Linked DNA regions of Mus musculus: region 2 is linked to region 1. The links are chromatin loops, found by intact Hi-C in ENCODE. Cell type or tissue: left cerebral cortex. All regions are shown on one strand. Links, peaks and the distances in the headings refer to the core of each region. The heading gives the core; the rest is flanking DNA. Region 1 overlaps Sema3a (sema domain, immunoglobulin domain (Ig), short basic domain, secreted, (semaphorin) 3A). Region 2 overlaps Sema3a (sema domain, immunoglobulin domain (Ig), short basic domain, secreted, (semaphorin) 3A).

Region 1 (15,251 bases), core at 5,534-8,033:
AGCAGAAAATGAATTGTACATTACACAGAGAGGAACAGCAGACTACAAGGTGATGTGTCCAGTTTAGGAAATCCAGTTGTAACTCCTTAGAATCTTTGTTCATTTCCCTAAAGAGTGCTAGGATTGTTTGTAGTGCTGTGCAGTGATAAACTAGCACATATATGCAAGTCATCTGCTTTGCCTAACTTAGCTTACTTTTCATGAGAAAGATAGGCAGCATGGCAAAACACATATAATTGGTTATATGTGGAGAGCAATGTGTCCCAAGCAGGTACTATGAGAATTCAGAATACTTAGATATCACAGCTGGGAGAAACATCAGCAATGTGTTTGTGTGAGCTGAGTATTTGTGAGGACAACACAGGACCTTTTGTTATCTGTAGAAGGAGAAAGGTAGAATGAAAAAAAGAACATTCTAGAAGAAAAAAGTAGCATAAGTAAGAAGGTACGGAAGTGACAAAGGCCTCTCATGACACGTTTAGTATGTCTGTTACTAGACATATTGAACAACTCCAGGTCAGATTGGTTGAAAGACAGACTGGACAACTAACCTTGGGCAAGTAAGTAATTTTTCTCATCTGAGCCCATGCATGTCACAAAAGATATACTCAATCACTATTCACTTTTTTAACATTTAGTTTTCACTGAAAGTAACTAAACATGCCAAAATATTGTCATAAGGCTTACGTTTAATCATCACATTTAATTACAAAGCATAAAGTTTGGAACCGTCATCTTGTTCAAATCAGTAGACCACTCTAGTTAAGTAGGAAGAGAATGCTAGTAACTCCAGACAGTTAAACTCAGTCCAGAACATCATTTGCAGTGTGTGGATATTAATAGGCTATGGTTGATCAGTTAAATATTAAACACAAGTAGAAAAGTATAAGGGTGCTTTGAAATATAAGCAATCGGGTCAAATGATAGAAGTGCAAATGGCTTTATAAGGATAACGAAAAGATGAGCAAGGTATTATTCACTCACCTTGTGAGTTAAGAGCTGAGGATGGAAAGAAAGATGTAAGGAAGATACACAAAGTATTCAGTGTGATGTAAGCAACGTGGTAAATATAAAGACTATACTTAATTGTTAGATACTCATAATCAATGAATACACCTTTGAAAGAAAAATATAATGCATTGTTCTTAGAATAAACTGGGATTTATTAAGTTTTAATAAATTTTAGCATATGCCATAATTTCATTAAATTTGATTTACAGTTGAGATTATATGAAAGAATATGTTGTTTCTTTCATTCCAGAAGGAGATCACTTTATCTCATGCAATAAAATATGAGATACTAAAGCCAAGGGACTAAGATAATCACTTCGTACAATTTTTTTTAGGGAAACAGTGCTTGGCTGATTGAAGAACACCAGGCTCAGGGATCCTATGGCAAGATGGATTATGACATTGTCCTCTGATATATCAGGAATACCCATGAACCTGGTATTCTCATTGTCTCCAGATACCATAGTTCTAAAGACAGTCACCTGAGTACCTGTGCATTCTTTCACTTTCCCACACATGACTCATACACAAGTATTAGCTGGGCATCAGTGACTCACACTCTTTTAATGCTTGAACAGACCTTTTGTTTGGGTGCTTTTAATAATAGAAGATGATCCTAGAGTCATCTCTAAGAAACTTGGTGGCTCCACTGACATAGCTATATTTTAAGGCCCAAACTAGGAATTACTATGAAACAATGAAAGAAAGTTTAGACTGGCAACATTTTCCCCATTTCTGAATGGTTTCTTTTACTACTAAAAATGAAGGTACACACACCAAACTTAGCACATGCTACTAGCATAAATGATTCCAGATCAGGCTCCCAAAAATCACATCAAAACCATTTCTCTCAGCTCACAAAGTAATATGGCAATAGTGGCTTAGAAGTGTGAGTGAAGTACATATGTGACAGATCACTTGTGGGCCAGAACCCCCTTCAGTGTCTGTAGATAACTCTACTTCTTGCACAGGACCATTAAATTGTAAATTGTCTGCTCTTTCCTTACACATTTACTATTGCCTTTCTTTGACTATCATGTCTGCGACTTTGGAAGCCATTTTAAACAACCATTCTAGAATTCTAATAGACTTTCTGGCAACCACCAGTTTTCATGCCATCTTTAATTAATAAGCATGCTTATGTATCTTAGATGCTAATACATGACTTTTTTTGATAGGTATACATTAAACTCATGGTATGTTTCCCATTAAATGCAGGAAGAGAGAACTGTCATGGGAGAAATGCCAGTGAAAAACATATTTATACTCCTCTGTTCTTTACTCCAATAATGGGTATTCTTTTTTTTTTTTTTGACTTTGGCTGTTCATCTTATTTAAATTTTTTGCTATTCACACTAATTTAGCCTTTATTTAAATTGTATCGGCAATTTACCACATACCACAGGATAACTTCTTAATGTGCATTTTGTACCAAGATTTGTATCAACTGAAATATAAGAACTGTGCCCTACATCATTTATGCAATCCAGAAAACAAGATACACATTGTAGTCTGTAAAAGGGAAAACTAAGCTGAAAGAATACTTTAGAGAACAACACTGTGAGTTTTAATACAAAGTCACCTGTTTCAGCTTTTGTGTGTTTACCATTTCCTGTGCTAAATACAGGGATAAAGTGATAGTGGTACTAGGAAGCTGGGAGGCTTGTTAGTGGTGGTGAATCACTATGACCATAAATAAAAGCTGCCATAAAACTTCAGAGCATTCCATCACTGGGCATGCAAAGTTCACACAGAGACTGCTTTCTCTGCCTACCTCCTTACATTCAGAGTCCACCAGCAGGCTTTTAATAGTACATGTCCGTCCAATCCAGCATTCAACAGGTTTCTTTAATCAGATTAATGGGTATGACAGTTTACAAGTAGGGGAAGCTTGCTATAAGCTTCCAAACAAAACATTGTTAGCTACCATTGAGAAATGCAACCTCATTCCTCTGCTTGACTTATCACAACCTTTAACACACACACACACCACACACACACGGACACAGACATGAAGAACCTTTGACATGTCCAAAAGGAAATGTCTGTTTTGGATCCTAGAATCAGATTTCCAAGTCCCAAAGTCTGCTGATTACTAACCTTGCCTCTGCATGGTCTATGGATGTGCATTCCACAAACACAAAAGAAAGCTGACTCAGGCTGATCACTCACTAGGACAGTATAATGTGGGATTAGTTGGACAATTGTTCTCTGTCTCCTTTACTTGGTGTGGTGGATATTCCCTACTGCTGATGAACACTGTGGTTTGAACTAAAACCCGAAAACAGTTGTCTTTAAGCTTTGAAGCTAAAAACATAGCTCCCATGTTGTTTCCTCTGCTCTAAACGATGATGATGATTTGAAAATATCAACAATTACCACTTTGTGATCACTTTATGGTCAGAAATACTGCTGACATTTTCCTGTGAATACCATGTAATAGACACAGCACATCTGTGTAGAAACTTGTTTCCATGCAGAAACAAGGGTGCACAATGGGAAAAAAGAATGGAGAAAAGCTAGAACTTTCTTTTGCATTGGACTCTACTATCCATTCTTTAAATCAATGTTCTGTTTGAAGAAGTATTTCAGACACTCAAATAACTGTTCAAAGGCTGCGGTGCTGTAGTTATATAGAGTCATTAGGGTAGAAAAACGACCTTTAGCAAGTTTGAGAGTCTTGTCTTTAAAGTCTTAAAAATTAAGCAGGAGACACTAAATATTTCAGAAAATATTATACTTTAAAGAAGTTATGTAAAGATTGTTTTATTTTCTTAGAGTAACATTTAGATTGGTAACTCGATATCATTATAAAAATGAAAACACCTGTAGACTAGAGACTACGGAACTGGAGAGATGGCTCACTAGTTAAGAGCACTGGTTGCTCTTCCAGAAGATGCAGGCTTGATTCCAAGATGCCACATAACAGCTGACAATTGTCTGCATGTCCCAGGGAATCTTACACCTTCCTCAAGTCTCCACAGGCATTAGATGCATGTGGTACGCAGATATGTATGAAAACAAAATATAGACTCAAAAATAAAATTTAAAACAGAATATGAATTATAGTAAACTAAATTAAAATATCTAAGAAGACCAAGTCTATTCTAGAAATTTACTCATTATTATGACTTAGAAAATGATATGGATTCTTATAAAATTATTTTACAAAATGTTATAACATTTTTAAAGCATATATAGTAAATGACATGTCATTACTTATCTATATTTATGGAAACAAAAGAATTCTATATACATGAATTTTTCCAAAGACAAAGTTCTAGCCTCCTTTTAGATGTTTATTGTGTTTTAAAATTTTTAAATCATTCTTATAGACCTCAAGAAGTTTTATTAAAAACTCAGTAGAAAGATGTATATCATGGTTGATTCATAAAAACAACAAATAAAGATATTCCAATCAATTTATTCAGGGCAGGTAAGCTCCTTTCCAGCTTGTGCCTTTCCACCCAGCATTGCTGGCACATGGACCACGTTCATGGAACTGCTTTGATGCTGGTCATATATTTCTTTTGAGTTTAGTTCTCTCATCTGAAATTCTACATAAGTTTAATATTAACCAGATGAGCAATTGTAGCATATAATTAGACCTAGAATATTAGCAGACTACATCTGACCACAGAATTTCAGGACCTCAGGACTTATTTGCCTCTTTGAATTGTAAAGCTACAGCTTTTTGTGACTCAGGGTTCCCTTTCTGGATTGGGTGTACCAATCTTAGATTTTGTAGGCTTGGGTGCTTTGGGCTCATCTCAGACTCACTCCTCTCGTCTTCTCCTATTCAGTTTAAGTCATAGAACTTTTAATTTTCTCATTACTGTGAAAACATACTTAACAAAAGCATCTTATGGAAGGAAGGTTTTGTGTTGGCTTATGGTGTGACCTTCAGAAAGGTATAATAGGAGAAATGGGATGTGCCAAGTCACAGTATGCCTTCAATCAAGACAGAGAGCAAGATGAGTGCTAGCGTGTGGCTTGACTTTTCTTCCTATTCTGGTTTCTGGTGCTCAGTCTGCTGATGCTCATAGTCATGGCTGTCTTTGCTTCTCAAACATCTGTGGAATGAGCTTTGCAGACTTGCCCAGAGGTGATTCTAAATGCAGTCAAACTGACCTGAAAATTAACTACCACAAACCAATCATGTACCAAGCACAGCAGAGCAATGGGCTATGCTGTTTTGCTTGAGTTCTGGCTGTGCTGGAACTCAGCTCTATATACCAGGCTGGCCTGGAACTCACAGAGATCCACCTGCCTCTGCCTCTCACATACCATCATCCTCTGTGCTTGTTTGTTTTTACGTTATGTATATATATTTACATCTTCTCTACCAATAAAGCAGCAGACATTTTTTGTTTGCAATACTGGGAATTAAAGATGGTGCCTCACACATGGTACATAAGCTTCTTATTATATGCCTAATCCCAAACAATAATCTTTAAAGAACTTTTAAAAAATAATGTATTATAACTCATGGAATTACCTACCCCTTCATTTTCTGATGATTAGAATTATACTTAAATGAGATAAAAAATAAACCAACAAGAGAGAAACTCAAAGTACACCCAAGAAAAGAACTATTAAGCATTTTTTACATCAACAAGCTCATTGCTTCTTACTGCATATATCCTCTTAATATATGGCCATAAAGTACAAAGAGAAGTAAAAAAATTTCTTTCCCTTATGCATAGAGTCAAGGCAGAACTTATAGGTTAGTCATTGAGATGGTTAATATTTCCTCAACACTCTTCTATCAGATACCCCCAAAAGTAAAAACAAAAAAATTCTCAAGTTGAGACTTGTACTTTGCCCAAAACCAAACCTTTTTTCCAAAACAGACTGCTCAGTGTTTTCATACAGCCTGAAAGCTCAAAGCAGTTTTGCTTATCTGAATGATTAAAAGAAAAACCAAAAGAATCATATTGTGTAACATAATCATTGTATTTTAACTCAAATTTCAGTTCTGTACATAAAATTGTAAATTTGAAGATGAGATATTCACAGAAATATGATACTTTGCCTACACACACACACACACACACACACACACACACACACACACACACACCTTTCAGGTGTCTCTCAGCTTTCAATGCCAAAATGTCTTTTGAAAGTTTAAAGAGAAGTAGAAGTCTTGCTAGGACATGACTGAACTATTAATTTTTTGTTTAATAAATAAAAGATCCATATGAAAATCCAGTTATTAACAATCCATATGATGTATGTAAAAGTGAATGCTCATTAAATCACAAAGCAAAAACAAATTCTGATTTACAAGTTTAAAAACCAGAGGGGTATGTATGAAAAGGCATAATGGACTCTTAGTTTTGGTCATTTGGTATCTATTATTTATGTTATCCTAGATTATGCATTTTTGATAGTTTGAAAAGTAACATTTTTACCTAGTAGTTTTTGTTTACTTAAAGGTAATATTTCTATCATTTTTGGTCAGCAATAAATAATGAGTTCATATTTTCAAGAAGTAAGTGTGTGTGTGTGTGTGTGTGTGTGTGTGTGTGTGTGTATTTCCATGTAATTTAAATTTCCCAGGTTGCTGGGGATTGTGGTATCTAAAGATGATCTCTCAGCATTTGGGATGTGGAAGCAGCTAGTTCAAAGCTTGACTTTTGTAGATAATAAATTTGAAACCATCTGGGGTTACATGAGATCATATGTCAATCAGTCAGGAAGTGAATAAATAAACAAATTCCTCACTGTTGAATTGTGAATGGGAATGTATAACGTCTTCTCTATTTCCTAACCCAAACAAAAAATATAATGTATCAGTTATTGGAACCAAATGCAGGAAGTAAACATTTGCTTCCACATGATATCACATTTTAACACTGCTTCGTCATAACTTGAAATCCAATTCTACTTTCTTTTTTGCTGAAAACATTCTGGTACTTCAAAAGCAAGCAGTGTGTTGATTTTGTACTCTAAATTAAATAGCTATTCAGGCACTTGGGGCTCCATTCTTTATAATTCAGTGTGATAGTGTATCCCATCGCCAGCAGCTCAGTTTCTGTCTTTCACCATCTGTTCTTTCTTTCTTTTTCTCTGCCAAAATTCGATAGAACTCAATGAGCAAGACGAGCTGTTCTATACCCAACCATATTGAGATGATTTGGTTCACAATACATTGCCCTAGTTCTTACACTGGTCCAGTTTAATTAAGTAAGCTCTCTGTTTTATAAAGATGCACATTTACCAATCTGTAAACATTAAAAGAGTGTCGTAAAAGCAGCCAAAATGTTATTGTTTCAACAGTCAAGATTTTAAGATGGCAACACTTGGCAGACATAAAGCCACACACTGTCTGCTTCCAGATTGGAAATCCCTGTATGTAGCCGTAGCTTTTCATGATCACTAGTACACATTTAAGGAGATCCAGTTATCAAAAATGGAAATTCATGGAAAGTCTAAAACCTATTCAGATAATTTAATATTTAGATAAGTAGTTATATGGAAACAAATTAAAGGAATTATGGAGAATATTCTAAAATATTCCATTTGAGAACTTGATATAATTTTTATACATCCATCAAATGTATCTTGTGTGGTTGTTACCAGTACCAGCTCAGAAAATAGCAGAAAAAAATTATACAGTGGTCTCTTTTAAATAATTCCAAAGACCCCGCAGTCTTTTTGATATGGAGCCTTATTACCACACAGAAGCACAATAGTGAAAGCAAAGCTTCTGTTCTGACGTCACTGCCTTGAAGCAGTATCATCTTGAGAAACTGTATGGGTGACTTATGAATAAGTCTCCTTCTGTGTCACTATGTATCACAAACAGCACGTTGCCTTCTCAATGAAATGTTGAGGATTCTGTAAGTGAAAAGCTATGCAAAGTGTAGAATAATGTACAAGTAAAAACGCCTTACAATGGAAGAATGGATTGGTGCTCATTATATCCACCTTCTCTTCGTCATACCAAGGCTTTGCCAACAGGGCTCTCTTCTCTTGAAGTCTCATTCATCTCAGAAGCCTGAAAATTGAAATGATGCTGGGCTTTCTGAAACTTATATTTGCTGGCGCTTCCTTTTTGTTTCTCTTTTAACTTTTAGTTTTCTTGTTGGAATTTTCACTTCTTGAAGGTACCTCTGTACAAAGGTAAATGAAAAGCTAATTATTGATCTTTGCTAAATACCAATCGAGGTGCTGAGAATATCAATCACCACAAAAGGGTTTAAGGTCCTTTAAAGAAATTGTTATCAGATATTGTCCTTTGCAATGAACAGCGATGCATTTTTAAATTGACCTCATCCTTATTATGCACATGGATGCATTTAATGCTATCATTCTTTCTAATTGCATTATTCAAACTTACTTTCAAGGAAGCTATCTTTGTTTTCTTGTTAAAGTTATGTAGCCTATACAGGGAGTTGCCAACAGAGATCAGACACACACACACACTCACGCACTCGCAACCATGCACCCACACATGCACTCATGTACACAAACAAGCACACACTAAGATTTTATTTTTATTAGAATAGTCCCCATTGGCTCATGTTTGAATACTTGTTCCCAAGTTGATAGAATTATTAGGAAAAATTAGGAAGTGAAACTTATTGGAGGAGATGGGTACACTGGGGTATTCTTTGAGATTTTAAAAGCCCAAGCCATTTCAAGTTAGCTCTCTCTGACTCTTGCTGATAAATCAACATCTGGTATCTCAACTACTGCTCCAGTGGTGCTTGTCTGCCTGCTCCCGTAAGTCCAGTCATGATAGTCATAGATTCGGAAGCAAGGTTCCAAATTAGGTGCTTTCCTTTTAAAAGGTGTTTGGTATCATAGCAATAAACAAGTTACTAACACACAGAGTTTTGCTATGTACCCATGACTAGCTGGATAATAGCAATATAACCCAAGCTGACTTTGAACTTATCATAATCTTTCCTGCCTTATTAGCTTTGTATTGGAATTGTAGATATGTGCCAGTATTCTTACTGGGGAAATCAAAAATTGATATTCCCTTTTAGTTTCTTTGTCTTGCTAGTAAAAATAAAGTGGGTTCAGAAAGAAGGTCAATAATTTAAATTTAAAGGGATTTGAGTAGAAAATCAATAGGTGGTGGTGAGAAGGGATAAGAGACTCCACTAAGGGGTTAAGAGATGGAAAAGATAAAAGAGATAAAGTCATATCTTTGGTGTTAGACTTCAAGAAAGCAGGCATATTCAGTGTTAGAAGACATCAGGAAGCTATGTAGCAGTCAGGATAGGGGACAAGAGTTTCAGAGAATGACTAGATTTAGAGTCAAAAGTGTCAGGAAAAGCACACCTGGCCTTTTATACTCATATCTTAAAATGATAGAAGGAAGAGTAAAAGTTATACATTTTCAGATAAAACTTAAAAAACAATATAGGCAAACTTAGCAGGGCTGAGTGGTGGGAACTGTAAGCAGCTATTCTGGGGAGGCGCTCTTGGGCGGTATAAAGATATCTCATTAGGAGTAATTATTCCTCCCCATGCCTTGGCATGTCTTTGAGTGAATCAGTTTTCCTCCGAAGTAGTCTCTTGTCTACATGACTGGCAGACTCTGCTGGATTAACTCTGAAGGTAAAGAACAATAGTATGTAACAGTCTAATCATAGGGGCATCAAACTGTCATCTGGCTTTCCAGGACCAGATGTAGAACTCAGATCAGAAAGAAATAGCTGTTCCTTAATATGCCTCAACAAAGCTTGGATAAATCCACCTGTGTTTCCAGTATTTTAAATACTAAGGAAGAAAAGCCATAATGATTCCTATTCTAGTATTTTAGAATTACCAAGGTAGTACAAAGTGTGTGTGTGTGTGTGTGTGTGTGTGTGTGTGAGTGATTCCTTAGAATCAGGAGGGAAGGGATCGTGGTGAAGATGAGAACTACCTACTTACTCATGGTGTCCCTGCTTTAAATCAAGCTGATGGATTTCATATCTGGACTGCTCTCATCTTTCTCCTTTGACAAGGTACCCCTACCAGCCAATGGGAAAATGGTTGATCTTTCTGTTTGCTGATAAGTGGGACTACCATTTATGAGAGTTGAAGTATATCTCCAGTGTGTTTACTTAAGGGACCTCAAAATGTATTGGTATTTAAACTGTGTAATGTATAGTTGGGAGAACTGAAATTAGAGCCTTGTGCACAGAGCAAATGACTCAATCTTTTTGAGAACAAACTTTCTGATTGGAATTGAGGTACAGCTCCAAAGGGGGAGAGGGTGCAGGGATCATACTCATAAACTTGGAAGAATTAAGATTGTGAAAATAGCCATTTTTCTTAAAAGAAAAACAATTTACAAATTCATTGGAATCCCAAGCAAAAATCCCAATGCCAGTCTTCACTTAAAAAAAAAAGTCTTAAAATTCCTATAAAAGCCAAAAGCATTCACAAAGCAATTCTAAGCTTAAGAAATTCTAGAGAGGCATAGTCATACAAGAACTCAAGATATACGGTAGAGCCATTGTTAAAAAAAAAAAAGCACAGTACTGGATTTTCTCAATTAACTTTTTGACAATTTTATAAACATATTTAATGTGCTGTGGTTATTTTACCCATTATATTTTCTTTCCCCTGTCATTTAAACTCTGATCCTCTTCCCAACTTCTCAGTCTTATTCCCCTTTGTTTATTTACTTTTAGAAATTCTTATTTTTTTTAAAAAGTTACTTGTGTGAACTTGGCTGAAGGGAGAGTTTTAAGTGAGCATGGAAGATTCAGTAGTGGCTACACCACCGGGGACAACTTCCCCATGCTTGCACAACTGTGTAGTACAATGACCCTTCCAAGATTCTGCAACCTTCATGAGCTTCTTCCCCATCTAGGTCTAATCGTTGATGGGCTCAGTCCTATGCACGCAACTACAACTGCTATGAATTCATGATAGCAAAGGCAATATGTTCTCTAGAAAACAGCATTCCTATCTCTGTCTCGCTATGAGATGGCATTTTACAGCCCTTTCCCTGTCCTTTGGTCCTTATGTTATTTCTTCTTCCTCTTCCGCGGTGTTACCTGAACCTTCAAAGGGCTGATATTGATGTCACCATTGGTCTAAACAGGCAACAATCACGTATTCGAAGTGATTTGACTAGTTTTGGAATTATGTAGTAGCCGCTGCTCACTATGAAATGAAGCTTTATTGATGAAGGCTGAAAGCAACACTCATCTATGGACATAACATACACATTGATAAAAGTTTGTTAGGCAAAACACACCCATTCAGTGAAACAACAAAACTGGTTCTACACCTAGAGTCTATGACTTCTCAGGCAAAGCATTGTGCAGATTCATAGTATTAGGAATTAATCTCTTCAGTGGAGTAGGCATCATGCCCTATCAAAAAGTAGTTGGAGCCTTGCACCAGTCATACCAGTATTACAGTATAAGACTTTTGTTGCCTGCTAGGTCATTATTATTGCCTGCTGAGTTCCCAACAAGCTAAGACTCTTATTGTTCACCTCACTGCAAACAGCAAACTATATAGTACCCTCAGCACTTAGAAAGCTAGTCAGCAGGCAGAAGGCTTCCTCTCCAGATCTAGTTTCCTTTCTCTGTGTCTGAAACCCAAAAAAAAAAAAAAAAAAAAAAAAAGGTAAGCTGTAAGATCTTAACCTCTGTGCAACCGAAAGCAGAGATCTGCATGTCTCTGACTCCTGAGTGCTGAGTTAAAGTCTCTGACAACCATGCCTGAACCTAAACTTCTTTAATTTGTTTTCACAAAAACCTTAGCTAAGCAATATCTTGCCCTGTGGTCACCACTCCCTTTATGCCACTTAATATCTTTAATATGTTTCTCCCCTTAGACACAGGATTTAGCCCCATTTCCCCCTGTTGCTGCTTCTATTTTCCTTGAACCATTCATTATATATTTTTCCTTGCTCAGCTTTCTCTTTTTCATCAAAACATTATTCATAAGAGTGAACACTAGTATCTATACAACAGGGTCTATGCTAGGCTGTTTTGCTATTTGCTATGTTGCTAAACTGTTCACTTTAGCCTCAGGCAAACATTTTGGACAAGGACAAAAAAAAAAACAGCTATATTCTTAGCTAAAATAGTTGCAAGAACAATTTTCGGGCCACATACTAAAATTAGTCTCCCCTGAAACCTCTTGAGCCAGGACCCCACAGTTCAAATCACCCTCAGGCCCACTATATTCTATGTTCCTATGAGTATAGCCCATTAAGGTATATGTACTTAAAGCATTACACTACTTTCCTAAACCAAAGTCTGAAAAATCTGTATTCCTCCAAACAAACACATGGTCAGGCAGATCACAGCAATACCCCAGTCTCTGGCACCAATTTCTGTCTTAGTTGGGTTTTATTGCTGTGAAGAAACACCATGAATAGAGTAAATCTTATAAAGGAAAACATTTAGTTGGGAGTGCTTACAGTTTCAGACATGTGGTCCATTATTCCCATGGTTGTAAACATGGCAGGTTTCAAGCAGGCATGGTACAAGAGATGTAGCTGAGAGTTCTACATCTTTATCCAAAGGCAACAGATGGAGACGGTGTACCACCCTAGGCATAGCTTGAACATAAGAGACCTCACAGCCTACCCTCTACAGAAACACATTTCCTCCAACAAAGCCACACCTACTCCATAAAGAGCAAACCTACTAATAGTGCCATTTTGTATTGGCCAAGCATGCAAAGATATGAGCCTGTGGGGCTATATGCATTCAAACCACCACATTCGGCTATAATTATTTAAATGCAGTTGTAATTGTTATAACTATATACAACACCTAGGAGACGATACAGAAGTTTTCTATCAGAACACGTACATTTATTAGTAAATTAATATATAATGATAATTAGAAAGAAATCATTCCAATCTTCAGATATTGATTAGATCTTAATTTAAAAGTAAGATTTCTTCCAAATACTTTTTCAGTCTTATAAGTAAATTTTTTGACTCCCTGAGACATATCACTGTCTGAATAATAATCATAATTAATAATAATAATAATAATAATCTTTATTATACTAATTTTTCTAGCCCAATTTTATTTATTAAGGTTGCATAAAAAGTATTATTTGAATAATATTGTTTTTTTCCATTGTTGTATTTGTTTTTGTTTTGTTTTGTTTTGTTTTTCGAGACAGGGATTCTCTGTATAGCCCTGGCTTTCCTGGAACTCACTCTGTAGACCAGGCTGGCCTCAAACTCAGAAATCTGCCTGCCTCTGCCTCCCAAGTGCTGGGATTAAAGTCGTGTGCCACCACTGCCCTCCATTGTTATATTTAACGAAGTATTTTACCTCAAACTATTTTTATGCCTGTTTGGTTTCATAATGTCCACATTATTTAAGATGAGTTTAGCGCCAACAAAGTTCATACCCTTTTTTTCCTGCCCCTGAAAATTATGTTAGTTTACAAATAATCTCTCATATAACATAAAGACAACTGATTTCTTAATTTTGCTTCTTGGTAAATATTTGTCCCCAGCATGTGCACAGTGTTCATTGTTTATGTGTATTTTAATGGGGGTGTACATGCCGAGGTGTTTAACCCTTCCTGAACACACCAATCACATGTCCCTCCAGAAGCTTGGACTGTCACATCTGACCTTGTGTATAAACATGCACAGGTCCTTTGAAATCACACAATTATAAGCGTATGGAATGTAGGAAATTCAGTAATGCTAAAAGTTAAAGCCAGTAACTTTTGAGGAGTTTGATAGTTATAATAACCATTGTCATCTTTTCCTGCTAATCTGCACACAAAGCTTTAGTAGTCCTCGTCTTGCTAATGATCCACAACTGAGATTCTAAGGACTTCATCAGCAATTACATTGATCACCTGTGTTTCCTTGACTTTGGTGTATAACTTCTTATGTAAGACCCCCATATCTGTGCAGCAGTTCTTTTTCTAGGTGTAGAGCATACCAGTTGTTATCTTAAATATTCAATAACACGTCTAATCCAGGAGCAGGAACTACCTGGCTGTTTCTCTCTACAGTGTTTTTGTATGTCAGCTGTGAATCGAAAAAAGAGCTGCATTAAGACAGCTTTTCCAAACTAACCAGGAAGTCCTCACCTAAACCCTGAGATGCCCAAGCTCGGTGGCTACTGCTGTACAATTCAAAAAAGTATTTTCCTTCAGTTCTATCTAGTGTGCGGTAGAGCCATTAAACCTAGCATCTAACTTTGGAAATGTGGTTTAAGGAAAGCATGCCTTTCAGTTTGTCCTTGAGTGTTTATTTTTCCTAAAAAGAAAATAAGTCAGAACAGAACAGAATCATCCAGATCTGTACCAATGTAATGATCGTGATCCAACCTATTGTACTAGGGTGGCACCTTTTTTTTTTTTTTAATTAAAGTAAAAAATAGAGGGGAAAAATGGAACAAGCTAATGTTCTTAACACTGTCTCTTCATTCTGGGGATTAAGAAGTTTCTTACTCTTCCTAGACTTGAAAGCATGTAAGTGATTCCCAGCTCTAACTCTTAAAATTCAGCCAAATATGTATTCCAGGCTTGGCTCCAGCTGGCCAGTCCAATTCTTTCCCTTCCCCCACATCCTCCTCGTATCTACAATTGAATAATCTTTCTGTACTGTGCATATGGCAACAGCTTTGCTAGCCATACACAGGTAGCAATCACATCTCATTATTTTTAGGGATTCTTTTCTTTTAGTGAAAAACAGAAACAATCAGTTTGAATTTGGAACAATTTCTGATTATTCAAGAGCTGCCACATACTGTTCTAAAAATAATTTATCAAAATATATATGAATAGTATTAAAGGATTAGTATAGGAAGCTGTGCATTCTTACTCCATACATTCAACTCAGATTGTAAACATTTGGTTTTCAGTAAATCCAATAAGATTCTATGTTGAGGGCCAACTATTAAGCAGGCTAAGCTCATGAGTGGGAAATAAGGTCAACTAAATTTGACAGCGGACCCAATTCCTTCCTGATTTATCTTTGCCTCTTTTATAAGTTTTCATAAGTTTATATCATTGTGTTAGAAAACAATAAATTAGTAAACTAAGTAAGTTTAAATTTTGCTTTTGGAATATGTCAAATGATGATGTATTTATATTTTGTTTTTTTAATACTTGGTTTGTGTATTATGTTTTATATATACTTTTGTTTTGAACTTTAGCAAAATATATATGCAATATTATTTTATGTGTGAGTGAACATGTCTATCCTGTATCAGTTCCACAATACAATCTAGCATTTCTAATAATTTCCAAAGCCCAGTAAGATGCACACGGCACAAAAA
Region 2 (15,251 bases), core at 5,591-8,090, 48 kb after region 1:
TATTGCATCCAGTGAGTAATAAGGCCATTAGGTCTGACCCAGTAGCCATGTGCTTTTGCAAGTATCCATAAAACCTTAGCAGGATAACTTGCTTAAAGTAGATTAGGCCTGTTACTTTATAATTGTTGTTAATATTGAATGTGGTTCTTATTGACAATGAAGATGACCTCACAATAGATAGTGTATTTCCAAATATGGCTCCTGGTGAAAGATGACAGTACTGCAATCATGCAGCTAACAAATGTTGAATGTAGACCAGAAAATCTCTTGTCTCATGAAATGAAGCAGATTTAAGTGTAGATTTTATATTCCTCTGAGTGATGTGCGCATTACTATTGAGAGAAATACTGCATTATCTGAATTTACAGATTCAACATTCGTGACTGCAAACACTGAGAGTTTTCTGAATACTTGATATTGATCGCAGCACATTTTCTTAGAGTAATCGGTGACTGGTGACACAGACAATGTTTCCTTTCTGAGTATATTCGTGTACATGGTTGTGTACGGGGTACATACATGTCAGTGGGAGCCACAGACTAATTTTCTATTTCTTGGTCAGTCACAATCCAATATATTTTTCTGAGACATAATCTGAATTTAATCCATTTGCCTAAGCTGGCTGGTCAGTGAGCCCAGAGTTTGTCCTGTTTTCTATTTCTTGGTCAGTCACAATCCAATATATTTTTCTGAGACATAATCTGAATTTAATCCATTTGCCTAAGCTGGCTGGCCAGTGAGCCCAGAGTTTGTCCTGCTTTTTATTCTCCAGAAGGTACCACCATACCCAACGATTCACAGAGGTTGCAGGGATCCAAATGTAGCCTCTCATGATTAAGCAGTCCAAGCCTCACAAACGCGTGCTTGTTTTAGAAGTCATTAGGAAACTCAGTGTCCTGTGTCAGGTACAAGATGTACAACAAGTGCTATTGAACCTTTAGATTTATTTTAGATGTTATTCAACTTTTGAATTGCCATTTGAATTTTTAAGCAAAATAAAACGATAAACATTTCTCCATCAACCCAGACCAACCGTCATATGTAAGAACTGGCATTTGTAATTATTGTAAGTGACTAACTTTACTTGCAAAATAATACTAGCAATCCAAAAAGGATGTTAAAATTCGATCATCTTGAGAAATTTCAAGTATATTTTTAAGTGGCCCAAAAGAAGGTTGGCACTAGCTTAAGAATCATTATTTATATCTGGCTGGAACAGAGCAAGGTAATTCACTTTAAGCCATTCTGTATGAATCATTAGCTCAATCTCAGGAAATTCCAGAGAGAGGATTTCCTATCTCAAGTGAGAAGTCCACAGAGTCCCCCTCACCTGGAACTCTCCTAGCCATCGCTCATATATTCTGTTCCTCTTGTGCTGAATGATTTATATAAATGGATATCTACTTACCGATAAACCAACCATGATGCTATAGATTTAGCCTTAATTTTAAGAATATTTTCTTATAGATGGTAAACTCTGTCTGAAGATAAATATGCTATCATCAGCTTTTGGCTGTTTTTAACGTTAATTTGATTCAAAAGGGAACAATAAGATAGATCTACAAAATATCACTAAACTTTCCCAAAGTTCTGTAGCATCGTAATGTTAGTGTTGATATGCTGCTTTTGATGAGAGCTGGGGAAGGAGAGAGGATGCAAACATGATTTTATTTAGAAAATGTGATTACTAGTACCAGAGGATGTTAACTTTTCTTTATTATGTTAAAATGAGAACAATGATGAAAATTCTCAGTAATCTTCATTTAGGTGCTAAATATATTAAATATTTTTATTCTTTTTTTTATTAGATATTTTTTATTTACATTTCAAATGTTATCCCCTTTCCTGGTTTCCCCTCCCAAAACCCCCTATCACTTCCCCTCTCCCCCTGCTCACCAACCTACCCACTCCTGCTTCCTGGCCCTGGCATTCCCCTACACTGGGGCATAGAACCTTCACAGGACCAATGTCCTCTCCTCCCATTGATGACCGACTAGGCCATCCTCTGCTACATATGCAGCTAGAGCCACCAGTCCCACCATGTGTATTCTTTGGTTGGTGGTTTAGTTCCAGGAGCTCTGGGGGTACTGGTTAGTTCATATTGTTGTTCTGCCTATGGGGCTGCAAACCCCTTCAGCTGCTTGGGAACTTTCTCTAACTCCTTCATTGGGGACCCTGTGCTCAGTCCAATGGATGGCTGTGAACATCTCCTTCTGTATTTGTCAGGCACTGGCCAAACCTCTCAGGAAACAGCTATATCAGGCTCCTGTCAGCAAACACTTGTTGGCATCTACAATAGTGTCTGGGTTTGGTAACTGTATATGGGATGGATCCTCGGGTGGGACAGTCTCTGGACAGTCATTCCTTCAGTCTCTGCTCTATACTTTGTCTCCATGTATATTTTGTTCCCCCTTCTAAGAATAATCAAAGTATCCACACTTTGGTCTTCCTTTTTCTTGAGTTTCATGTGGTTTCTGAATTGTATCTTGGGTACTCTGAGCTTCTGGGCTAATATTCACTTATCAGTGATTGCATATCATGTGTGTTCTTTTGTGATTGAGTTACCTCACTCAAGATGATATCCTCCAGATCTATCCACTTGCCCAAGAATTTCATAAATACATTGTTTTTGATAGCTGTGTAGTACTCCATTGTGTAAAGGTACCACATTTTCTGTATCTATAATGTATATTATGGATAGCTTTAACATACTGTACTATATATTACATATATATTATATTTATGCATATTTGTTCATGTATATTTATATCATGTATAATCTTTTAAAATATTTGTTTTCTAGTAGCATGTTGAAATAATTTCAATATTTATATAATTTTTATTCTTCCACACATACTTATGAAAGGATAAACCATCATATTTATAAACAAAAATATTATAAAGTAGTGATTATATGTAGGGGAGATAATTAGGTCAAATCTATTAACCCCTTCTAGGTAGGCATTTTCAGATAAGTTATTCTATTTTAGTAAGATATTCACCTGTTAGAATTTCTTTAGAGGCCAGACTTAAATAAATGGAATATAAAAAGAATTTTACAAAAGGTATCAAAATTTGTGCAATGGTAGCATGTGGTGAAGACTCTATGGTAGGCTGAGTACTGCTTCTGACGTGTTAACTGTGCCTACAATTCTATAGACAACCAGATTTGGTGTTAGAAAAGAAAGTAAAGTGGACAAAGAACATATCAAGGGGGAGCGGGAACTGCTTTTCATTACATCAATTCCTGGTAGTCAATTGCTAATCTTAAGAAGATGCTGCTAATTGCCATGGCACTAGATAAGGATGAAGACAAGATCTCATGGCTGAACTGAAACAAATAGGGAAGGGAATAAATTTCCAGCCCAATGTTAGAACTTGCTCACAAGGGTCCAGTCGTGGAAAACATTGACAGGGCTATGACTATAGGTGAAACCTTGCTTCCACATCTTTGAAAAATATCTTATAAGAGCAACCTTACAAGCGATTAAAGAGGAGTGACTAGGAAATGTACTCCCTGCTTAACTAAGTTGGCAAAGCACAATTCCTCTACAGCTGTCAAAAACCAATGCTGTGTTTTACTGCTTAACTAGATGATGACCAAAGGCCCATATTAGGACAAAAGTGGCTATATTCGAAAGTCCTCCCTTGTTGGAGTAATGAAATTTCATGACAGTTTTAATGAACAACCTGTAACATTTATTTGTAGCAGAAGATGGGCACATAGCAATCTTCTAAAGCAAGTTTATTGAAGTTACCTCTGTTTAGTTCCCAGTATGGGTTTCAATTCTCTGAAGAATGTCTTCAGAAGGAATAAAGAACTCATATTTGGGTTGTTGGCATAATGTATGGAATGGTATAGGATATAGACTAGTATAGAAGTTAGACAGCCTTTAAGCATTCAAAACAATAAAGACATGCTTATTTTTAAGAAAGGATAACCACAGGTTATGGTGATACAAGCCTTTTATCCTAGCCCTCATAAGGCTGATTCAGGGGATCTCTATGAGGCTGAGGTCTGGCTGATCCATATAGTGAGTTCAGGAAAGCCAGTGCTATATAGGGAGACCTTTTCTCAAAATAGCAATAGCAACAACAAAATGGATAACCAGTTCATGAATACATGCTATTGCTTTATTGGGATGTATCATTAATCCCAGCTTTAGTTGAGAGCACTTGAGGTCAAGAGTCTGGAACAACTTTCCTGTGGTCATGCACAAAACAGAAGATTCCCAAGCTCATTCAAGCCCACCCCTAACTCATGGATAAAAATAGCTATCTCAATAGTGTTTTAATGTTATCTTTATAATTTCATTTGAATTGACCTGTAAGATCTTCTGACTGTTTTTTAGAATGTCTTCCATACTTTTTTGCTGTTTTGGTTATTTTTAGTCAGGGTTTCTCTGTAGCCTTGACTGCCAGGCTGTCCTCCACCTCTCAGAAAGCCCAGTGTCTTTGCCTCCTGAGTACTAGTAGTGAAGACATACACCGTGACCAGGCTATAGTTCATACTTTAAAGAAATCAAAATTGTCATTAAACATGAATAAAAGTCAATGAATTCTAAATTTCTTAGGTTGAACTCTAGTCAAATATAATATCTACAATTTATCATAGTGATATGTGTATATACACTAATACACATAAGCATGAACATATATGTAGACCCGTTTGTAGATTTTTGGTCTATTATCCTAAATTATTTGAAGAAATACTTTTGTTTCAAAAAGCTGGACAAATGGAATTTGTGAAATTTCACTTTAATATCTAATTATGTGTGACGTAGAAGACCATAACTTAGATAACTAACATCAAAACTTTTTTATTACATTTGTTTTATTTTGCTAAAAATTTAAACAGCAACCATAAATGTCTTTGACCAAGCATCTTTTATCATTACACAATCAACATGCCTGCAGTCTCTTTTACATTTGTTCCCAGAATGCCACAACATAAAACTACAGTATGGCTTGAAACAACCGACATTTATTTTGTCCCAGTCATGGCAGCTTGAAGCAAAAGATCTAAGCCTCCAAAGGGCTGGCTTTGAGGCCCACTCATTGGCTTGTTCCTCAGTATGTCTCATAATGCTTCTCTGGATGCTCATTCCTCTGTGTCCGCTCACCCTGATGCCTCTCTATGTATCTTTCTTTCCTCTCTGGAAAAAAACAAAGTAGATTAGATTAGGGTCACCCTAGGGGCCTCCATTAACTTAGTTCTTCAAGGGTCTATTTGTAAATATCACCATACTCAAGGTTTACTGGACAAGGGCTTCTAGCCACAACTTTTGAAGTAATGCAGTTGAAGCCAACATGGCTCTGCATCTGCACTTATATCACTCATTGACTCTAGAGCAACTAATTGATTTTCAGCACATTTCTATTATTACAAAAATCTTTCATACTGTGCATGGTGGTGAAAGCTTTTAATTACAGCACTCAGGAGGTAGAGTTAATTGGACATTTGTGAGTTTGTGGCCACTCTGGTCTATATAACTCCTTGTAAGCCAGCCTGTTCTACATGGTCAGTGCCATGCCAGCCAGGGGAGAACCTTTCCAAAAAACATATTTCCAATATTTTATGTTTTAGGATCCTCATAAGGGAAATACACTTTAGGCTCTTAAAACACACACACACACAGAGAGACACACACACAGAGAGAGAGAGAGAGAGAGAGAGAGAGAGAGAGAGAGAGACAGAGAGACAGAGAGACAGAGAGAGAGAGCATTGACTATCCATATACAGTATCTACTTGTACCAGAAGTCTGATACATACTACATCTATGGTGGTTTAAAAACTCATTAGAGAATTTCCATTTTACTAAGAGAATTGCATGAACATTTTATATTATTAACTATATAATGTGTTTAGTATTTTGGACAGCTCTTAACCAAATCAAAATCTAGCTTGATATCAAACAATGCAGCTGGAAGAAAGGAGATTTGTAACCATGACACCAGACAGTCCTCTAAAAGCTAGACCTCTTTCTAGGTCTTCTATCCTACACTAGAAAGACAATGGTATCTCTCCTTGGCAGGCTGAATTCTGTTACGATACAGGTATATAAGTTAGAAGTCACTAATTCAATCTCAGGCAGATAATACAACAATGAGAGCACAGCCATGTATGAGCTCTGTGAGATGCGCGTCTGTGAAGAAGAGATTTCTAGCCACCTGTAGTGGGTGTGAAGGACTGGGAAGACATGATTGAGAATGATCAGATCACAGTTGGATCAGAACAATTTAGGAAGGGAAAAAGACAAATCACTACTGCCAGATAAGTCCAGGGCAACTCCAATAGAAGAAGGATAACGTGAGTGACAGGAGCAATCTCATGGATTACCGCTTTGGCAGGAACCTTGGAGTATGCAGTCAGCTTGCCAAATAAATGGACCAGTGGAAAGAGAGTCAATGGATTAACTTCAGGAATTAAGCTTATTAATGGGTTTTCCTGCAGCGTGCACCCACCCATCCTGACAGCCACGGATTCGTTTGCTTTCCCAGCTGCTGGGTTATACAGTAAAAGAATTCCACGTGAGCGGCTGATGGCACAGGGACTATTGAGTTTTCCTTTAAAGTAAATTGTCACTGACCTGAGGCAGTGCTATCCTATCCCCATTCATTTGGGGCTGGTTTATATTTGAACCAGCACAAATTTGCTTGATTTAATCACGAACTGAATATATTTGAATAGAGATGGTTCCTGTTCACTGTCTCCTCCCCATTTGTTTTTTTTAAGCCGCTTCTTTATTTAGGTTAAATTCTCACTATTTTATCCATAGTTTAAGAACAGGGGAAGAGGTAATTGGAATTGTAGGTAAATTATATTCTTTTGTAGAAAGCGTAAGGATCGGAAGTTAGTTAAAAACACCTCAGTGCTGTTCTAATTTCCATGCATGGAGCAGTTGTTTTGACAGATGGATGGGCTTTATTTTTGTAACGGTCCAGGAAAAGTCTGCAACAGAGCCTAATCTGGGCTACGTAGCTCTATCTGTGATGTTTGTTTTTGATTCATTCTGCTTTCAGCTCCGATATCTTTTTCAAGGATAGATATGTTCTCTACATTTATTCTTTGGGACAATATTTTTATGCATAATTTTTCTATTCATGTGCTCCAAAAAGGCTAGAGCCCCCCACTAGAACTCAGATCCAAACAACTTGTCATAGAGGATGATTTATCAAGGCTCCTCAGGTGTGGGCTTGGGTTTTTATTGGATTATAACTGCTCTTACTTCTAAACTAATGATGGTGGGGTGCTGTTGATCTGAAGGCCCTGAGATTCACTGACTCTCGGGATGTCAAGGTGTTACCAAGTTCACCTGTGTATATCAACTGAAGTTTGAAGAAAAGATCAAGGTTTGAAAAATGAATTCATTTTGAGCTGACTGCACTGTCTTTATTGCGCTGTAAATCCTCCAGTGTGGAGCAAAGCCGTGCAGGAGTTTAATGCCAAAAAGTACATTACATTCTGAGTTTTGAGAAACGTCATGGTTCAAGGAAAGGTCAGAAACACTCCTCTTCTGTTTCCCCAGAGCAGCAATGTGTGAAGTGTGTCTCCTTTTGCTGCCGTGCTTCCCCCTAGTTTAACAGAATGTTCAGGCAGCCTCAGAATAAAATGAATGTCCTGTTTGGAATCCTTGCCAGGCTTGGCAGCCACAGACTACAAAAGGGAGGCAACTGAATGACTGGATTGATACACTGTTATGTAGACATTCTCTTAAGAACAGATCCTAAGTGAATGTCTTTTAAGTTTTGGGTTCCTCTCTGTTCAGACCCTTTTGTCTACTTTCCTCTTCCACACATGCTGAGGGTTCTTCCTTTGGCTATGTTCAAACCAATCTTGAAAGTATTTCCTTCCACTCCTTTGTTTTCCTACAACCATCATTTTACCCTCTAAGCCCAAGAAATTGTTCCGCACTCTATTTGCCTCAACCTTTACTTTGAAAATAATACTAAGGTAGCCTCGGGGCATGGCAAACAGTGCGACTTGCCAATTGGGAGAGTTGAGTGGGGGAAATTAAGGAGATCATTCTAGGCCTTGGGCCAATAGGGTGGGGCTCCATTTTCTCTAACTCAGACTCACTTGTTATCAGCACACTCAGTCAGACTCTTTGCCAGGTTTCTCGGCTAGAGTCCCATGATTGATTTTGTTCCAGCAGCTTTGTAAAAGAATGGTTGTCATAGTATAGTGGTTCCCTATTTAACAGTTAATAGAGAACAAATTGAGAATTTGATATTCAATGTAGTCCAATTTTGTGGGCTTCAAGAGCTTAGGGAGTTTTTCTTGTGTTAATTATAACCTGCTAGTTTCTTTAGAAAGACAGCCTTAGTCGCTGGTAAATTGCTAATTGGTTATCTAATCTATATGAAATAATGAACTCACAAAAGCTATGGTATTAAATTCATAACAGTGGTAAGGGTAATGTGACCCTTCCTTTGTGTTTCCAAGTATTTGTACTCATGATTATGTTTTGCTTTTATACCACAGAGAACCATAGTCTCTTTTAAAATTGTTACGAGGTATTGGATGTGAATAATGGAACTAGAGACGTTAGGTTTACATGCAAAATGGCTTGTGAGTCTCAACAAGCATTTCCCAGACCAAGTGAAGTCCTGTTCTTTTCTAAAGTAAACAAGTCTTCTGACTGGGTCTGCAACTATTATTTACTAGAATATCCATGTGCTTAACCATGAATGCACAGCCAATATCTTGCTTTTGACATATGGTACCAGAACTCATTATTTATCTTCTTGTATATAATAATATTGAACCCACAATGAGGGATGGCTGTAAAAGCAGAATATGTGACCACCTACATGTTTCAAAGAAAGATATTTTTAAAAATTCCTCCTTTGAAAATTGACAGATTTTTTTTTAAAGGAGTACGAATATATCCTGTGGGCAAACCCATGAATGCTTCATTTGTAAATGAATTTATCAGATGTTTCCTTCCTCTGCATAGGCGTTCATGTTGTGTCCTGTAGGGAAAAGAGGAGGGACTGATACAGAATGAAGTCTGGGCTTTGAGAACAAGCGAAGTTATGTTTTATCTCCTTTGCAGTGATGATATTTTGAACAGGAACTAACCTGTTCAAAGTGAGTGAGGAAGGGTATACATACAACCTTTAAGCTAGGAAATTCTTCCTCAGAACAGAACAATTTGCAAAGTCGGTTGATTTCAGAGCATAATTTTATGCCTTGCCCAAAAGAAAGAGAATACATTCTGTATTTACTTAACAAAACAATAAAGAAATTGGTTTTTTAGTTTTGTTTTGGTTTGTTTTGTAATTTTTACCTACTGAAATTGCACATTATTGTTAAGAATGCGTGAGGATTCACATCTAAAGCTTCCATTTTGTTTTAAATAAGTCTAATTCATCTAAGGGTGTATATTCATAGGACAATATCAGGTTTTGTCCTAGAGCAATCAGATAGAATGAATAGCAGGTACTTTCTTGAATTGAAATGTTAATTATTCTGCTGAAGTTTCCTGCTCCTTATTTTATGGGCCAATGGAGTTGAGACCTAAGCCATCAGGTGCAAGTACTGGATACAAATGTCATGTGGAAATGTACTCAGCGAGTTATAACACTCCACTTATAAACTCTAACTGACTGCATAAGTCCAGATGCATTCTGAGTTCACACCTAAGAAGTCGCGGGTCACAGAGAAAGCTTTGAGGGCATAACACACTTCGGAGCATAACATTCAACCTGGTTCTCCATTTTGTGAGCGAGCCAACACCATTTATACAGTAGTCTGGTTTGAAATATTATAGCTCCATCTCTAGGGCTTACTTTTAAATATTCAACTGAAAATTTTCTTAAAAACTATGAACAATGTAGGAAAACACTCTCAATATATCTATTAGGTAGTATCTGAATGCATACTTATTAGAAAGAAACCAATATGCATTACTAGCAATGATTAGCTTCAGGTTATCCTTTATTTCTGTTCCTGTTTTCTAAATTTAAACTCAGAAGTCACTTTTGTAATAAGAATTTCACCATAATCTCATTTGAATAATTTGTTATTTAGAGAGTTGGTTGTTGTCTGAACTATGGAAATATCACCCATGATTACTGGCAACCCAGAACTTCCTATTCAGTTAGGCTATGATGTTTTAGAAATAGTTTTCATGAAAGATATTTGGTGAAGGGTATATGTCTTATCCAGGGTTACTATTGCTGGGATGAAACACTGCATCCAAAACGACTTGGCCTTAGATATCAATACCACTGTTCATTTTGAAGGAAGCCAGGGCAGAAACTTGGAGGCAAGAGCTGATGTAGAAGCTGCTGAGGGTGATATTGACTGGCTTGCATTCTATGGCTTGCTCATTGACCTGCTTTCTTATAGAACAAGGAACCACTAGCCCATGTGTGGCACCACCCAAAAGGGACTGGACCCTTCCCTATCAATCACTAATTAAGAAAATGCCTTATATGCTAGCTTACATACCAGTCTGATGGATGGATCTTCTCACATGTGGTTTCCTCTTCTCAGATAACTATAGCTTGTTCATGTTGATATAAAACTAGGCACAGTATATTATATTAATTTCCTCAAGGTTTAGGTTTTTACATTTTAATGCATGTAATGCTATGAACAAAATAACAGAATAATAAATGAGCCCTAAAGTTTGAAAAAGGTATACATACAAAATCTCTCCCAGCATGGCAAACATCCTGGGTTCTTCAGTCAGGCTGACGGCTGGAACTAACTGGTTTGCCTTTTGTTTCACAGAAAGAATGTGCCAATTTCATCAAGGTCCTGGAGGCTTATAATCAGACTCACTTGTATGCCTGTGGAACTGGGGCTTTCCATCCAATCTGCACCTATATTGAAGTTGGACATCATCCTGAGGTAAAGCTGACTCATAAAAAACGCTTTTGGTTCCTGGCTCCTTCCGGTTTAAACAGTTCATTGCTGATTCCTTCAGCTCATTTAGCTTCCTGTTATGTATGCATGGGGACCTTGTTCCAATTCAGATGCTGTTATTAATTTTAGTCTGTAAATATCAAACAGCACAGTCATCACTCACCAACTGTGGGACAAGAGAAGGGAGGAGAACATTTGTTCTCACCCTGGATTTCAGAGTCCTCCTCTCTGCATGTGAGACCCAGGGAGGCAAGCTGCAGGTGTTCTCCGTTCTCAGTCATCTGCTTATCTGTAGCTCCCCTGCCATAACTCGCCTCCTACTGATCTGTTGTGTTTGCTTGTTTGTTTTGTTTTATTTTTGCTGGTATCTTCTGTTAGAGAATTAAGATGGATACGCTCTATAAATGGGTTCCAAGACGGGAACCCCACATTCTAGTTCTTGCTTTGTTAGGTTTTACCTTTATATTTCTGATTATTATACTACTAGCATGGAAAAGAATGAAATATATTTTGCTCTACTGAAAGATGTTGTTGAGAGAAACTTTGGTGAGAGAATTGTAGTTGAGTAAATTTAAATCAGATTTAAAATGAGGAGGCATTGCTCCTATTGAAAGCAGTGTATTGAGCTGGACATCTCAGCCGCCTCAGTTACAAACACTGTTGTTAGCTCTGGCACTGCGTCTTCAGAACAAGAGAGTTCACATGCTGAGCGAGTGATCTGTTACAGAACTTACTTCCAAATTGGAATTCAGAAACGCTCAACAAATCAAGAGTTTGGTCACAGAATCTTTCTGGAATCCTAAAGATAAGACTGAATTTACATGTCAGCCACTTAGATCCTCAGCTCCAGGCTAGTGCTGCATTTTCTTAAGGTGCCCTGTGAGATAGCAATGTGTTGTGTTGATTCCAAAGACAAGAAAGCCAAACATTTCATTCTTTATCTTCCTTATACGGGACAGTGCACTATAGGTTCTGTTTCCAATGCTCTAGCCACTTACTTGGTGGTGTGGTTTCTGCTGTTGCTTCCCTGATGAGACCCCTGAGGACTCATCCATATATGAAAGTTACACGCTTGTGCCTGCCCACCCGCCCTTATAGTCTTCCTTCTCCTCATCCTCACAAGTGTGTGTGAAATACTTTTTAGTGTGGACAAGATGTTTCATCATGATGGGACTTTTTAGGACATGAGTCCTCTTTAAGTTTCCGTTTCACTCTGAGGAAAATAGGAATTAGTTCCTTTGCAGGACCCCGGAGAGACTAGAGATGGTGGTTGTAGTCACTTCCAATTAAATAACTACCCATGTGCTACCAGCCCAAATGTAAAACTGCCGACTTCAATAAAAGCTGGACCCACTGTGGTGCACATTTTGTACCCGGATTCATAATGGTCCTGATGGGCAGCACACGAGGATGCAGTAGCACTCCCAGGAATCTCCTTCCCCAGAGGCACAGAAAAATATACATGGTGGTGTCACAATAGGCTTCAGATCTTGAGCCACAAAGCATCAGCTTTTGAAGCCCTGGGATTTTTTTTTAACTTTAATTATTTGTATTTCTTGTCTTTTTTCCCCCTTTAAAAAAAAAATTAGGCGTTTTTTTTCACTTACATTTCAAATGCTATCCCAAAAGTCCCCCATACCCTCCCCACCCCCACTCCCCTACCCACCCACTCCCACTTCTTGGCCCTGGCATTCCCCTGTACTGAGGCATATAAAGTTTGCAAGACCAAGGGGCCTCTCTTCCCAATGATGGCCCACTAGGTCATCTTCAGAGACAAAGTTTGGAGCTGAGACTAAAGGATGGACCATCTAGAGACTGCCACACCTGGGAATCCATCCCATAATCAGCCTCCAAACGCTGACACCATTGCATACGTCAGCAAGATTTTGCTGAAAGAACCCTGATATAGCTGTCTCTTGTGAGGCTTTGCCGGTGCCTGGCAAACACAGAAGTGGATGCTCACAGTCAGCTATTGGATGGATCACAGGACCCCCAATGGAGGAGCTAGAGAAAGTACTCAAGGAGCTAAAGAGGTCTGCAACCCTATAGGTGGAACAACAATATGAACTAACCAGTATCCCCGAAGCTCATGTCTCTAGGTGCATATGGGAAAATTATTTAACATCTCATAGTCTCTGCTTATAACTTGTAAAACAATAAAATCATCCTTGCCTAGGGATTCACATATGTTAAATGAGAGTTATCCTAAATCATTACCTCAAATTGCCTCCCACACTCCTAACATTTAGTGCTACACAAACTTCAACCTTCCAGTCTCAATGTGAAAGCATGGCATTCTTCCAGTCTCAGGATTTACTTCCTGCATCTCCGTTTACTTAACCTTAGTTACTCCATGTAGAGCCACGGGCTTCGTTCCCTGTATCTGTGCTTAATGTAAGATTGGAATGAACATGTTTGAGATCTGATAGGTCATCCTTGCTAAAAAACGAACAGCTAATAATTGAAATTATAAATGTGTCTCAGGTTGAAAGCCTTGGCAGTTTGTCTCATTCATTATTGCCACCTTACCTGATATTTACTTGTCTCCTCATCTGTGATTATAAATAATGTCACTAGACTTCCCTTATAGGGCATCTCTGTACTCATCTTAAATCTCCTATCTCTAAAAGCTGAGACTTCCATTACTTTGGTATCTATTTATGCTAAAATTCTATGCATCTGCATGGATTTTTACCACTTTTTCCTATGAAGATGGCCCCGCTGCCCTCCTATAATTGAGCTTCCTGTTGTTAATCCGTGCTATCTTTCAAGTAAACTAAGCTTTGCTGCTCTTAGGGTGGGCTTGTGGGGAGTGAAGGGCTACAGGCCATTGCTCAGGCTCCCCTCCACTGAAATGGTAAATAAACCTAGCTTCCTACGTGAGCTTTGAGATGACATACTGAGGTACAAGTATTTTTTCCCAAGAAACTCAGAGTTTCGAACAGGTCCAAATTAAGAAGCCCGGTGATTTTGATTTGCATGAAAACTATAAATTATAAAATACCATTCCAGAGTAGGAGGTCAGAGAGAGGATGGTTATGCAATGACCTGGGGAATTTGGAGCAGTCTAGACAGGCAATCTAGGAAATTCTGGAAAAGATATTATCAGGAGAGCTTGTCTAGACTACATCAAATTTAATTTTCAATGCTTAAGCTGCCTTCTGAGACAATCTGCTTTAAATTGATCTATACTATTACTTAAAATGCTACCCTTGGCTTTAACCAATTTTGCTGTTTATGAAGTTGAGAAAAAGAGACAATGTGCACTTTATACTGTTAGAAAAAAATGACACTAATGGAAAGCCTAGAAAAGGAAAAAAATAAAAGAGGCACCAGGAAAGAGGCTGGGAATGTTGAATTAATATTCACACACACATGGAGTTTGAAAATACCATCATCAAAAGTGTCTTTAAAATAACATTTATGTTTTCTAAGATTACACTATAATTACATCTCTGTCTCTTCTCCTTCCTCTCTCCAAACCCATGTCTCCCACCCAAACCCTCAGTTCTCTTTCAAATTCATAGCCTCTTTTTCTTTAGTTATATAATTTTTCCTCATAAATTTTAAGCTAGGAATTACATACATGTTTTCCTGATAGATGTCCTCTAATAAAATAATGAAAAAATGGAACAATTTTATTCAGTGTTTTTTAGGCTACAAATAATTATATTTTATGAAAAGAATAATCTTCACTTTTAACATTTGTGAGGACTGTTAGCAAGCAACACTGCCAAAGTTGACTTCTGTTTTTCAATAAACGTCCCTAAAAATACCTATTGCTTTATTCCTAGTTTCCAAGCTTGTAGACACTTCTATATTAGAAAACTGAATATGGACTAAACATCTTTGTGAAGAATGCCACAGAAGTAAAACACTACTTTAAAAAAAATGCAAGGGCCTAGTCATCATTTAATAGTTTTGAATCTTATGGGAAAAAATATCACTTGCTATTTCTAATGATAAATCAATATCTAAAATACCACAAAGTTTAGTCTTGTGGTTATAAAAATAGTCTTTTCTTTTCTAGCATTTTGATACCTATATATTCACTCTTGAATAGTGTCTTCCAAAACTCTAGTTTTCCTGTCTAGTAAATGCCTTTGACCACACACAGTATGTCATTGATTGCTGTATTAAACAGATCTTCTGTTTCCTGTGGTACATTTGGGAATTGGTAGACATATTAATTAACTCCAGTTCTGTAAGATATGTGTCAATCAATTCTTGGGCATCTGCCAATAGCCCTTGACACAGCAGATAACTGCCAACAAGGTCACATGCCTGATACACATGTGTACATTTGTCATAAAACGCCTGCAGAGTTCACAGAAGGAGTGAGTCAGACAAGAGCACAGATTAGCTTGGAGC

The links. A loop is a pair of places that touch in the nucleus more often than their neighbours do. Peaks named below come from ENCODE experiments on the same cell type or tissue, not always from the same donor. Only the 100,000 strongest peaks of a DNase experiment are listed, where the experiment ranks them.
Region 2: a loop joins it to region 1, with 1.8 times the contacts of the local background. A loop is called at or near these places in 3 of 42 quality-filtered maps.

What each region holds. Positions count from the first base shown.
Region 1 is chr5:13,414,380-13,429,630 of GRCm38, forward strand. All of the region lies in intron 1 of Sema3a (sema domain, immunoglobulin domain (Ig), short basic domain, secreted, (semaphorin) 3A), which reads left to right. Among named protein-coding and RNA genes, the nearest start is that of Sema3a, 23 kb to the left of the region's middle. In left cerebral cortex, for the core only: no CTCF peak of the experiment used is centred there; a DNase peak (open chromatin) is centred at 7,064; H3K4me3 peaks cover 239 bases.
Region 2 is chr5:13,462,654-13,477,904 of GRCm38, forward strand. Sema3a (sema domain, immunoglobulin domain (Ig), short basic domain, secreted, (semaphorin) 3A) reads left to right here. Exons shown (of 17, transcript NM_009152.4): 4 at 10,746-10,865. Among named protein-coding and RNA genes, the nearest start is that of Sema3a, 71 kb to the left of the region's middle. In left cerebral cortex, for the core only: no CTCF peak of the experiment used is centred there; DNase peaks (open chromatin) are centred at 6,563, 6,924, 7,608 and 8,039; H3K4me3 peaks cover 598 bases; H3K27ac peaks cover 342 bases.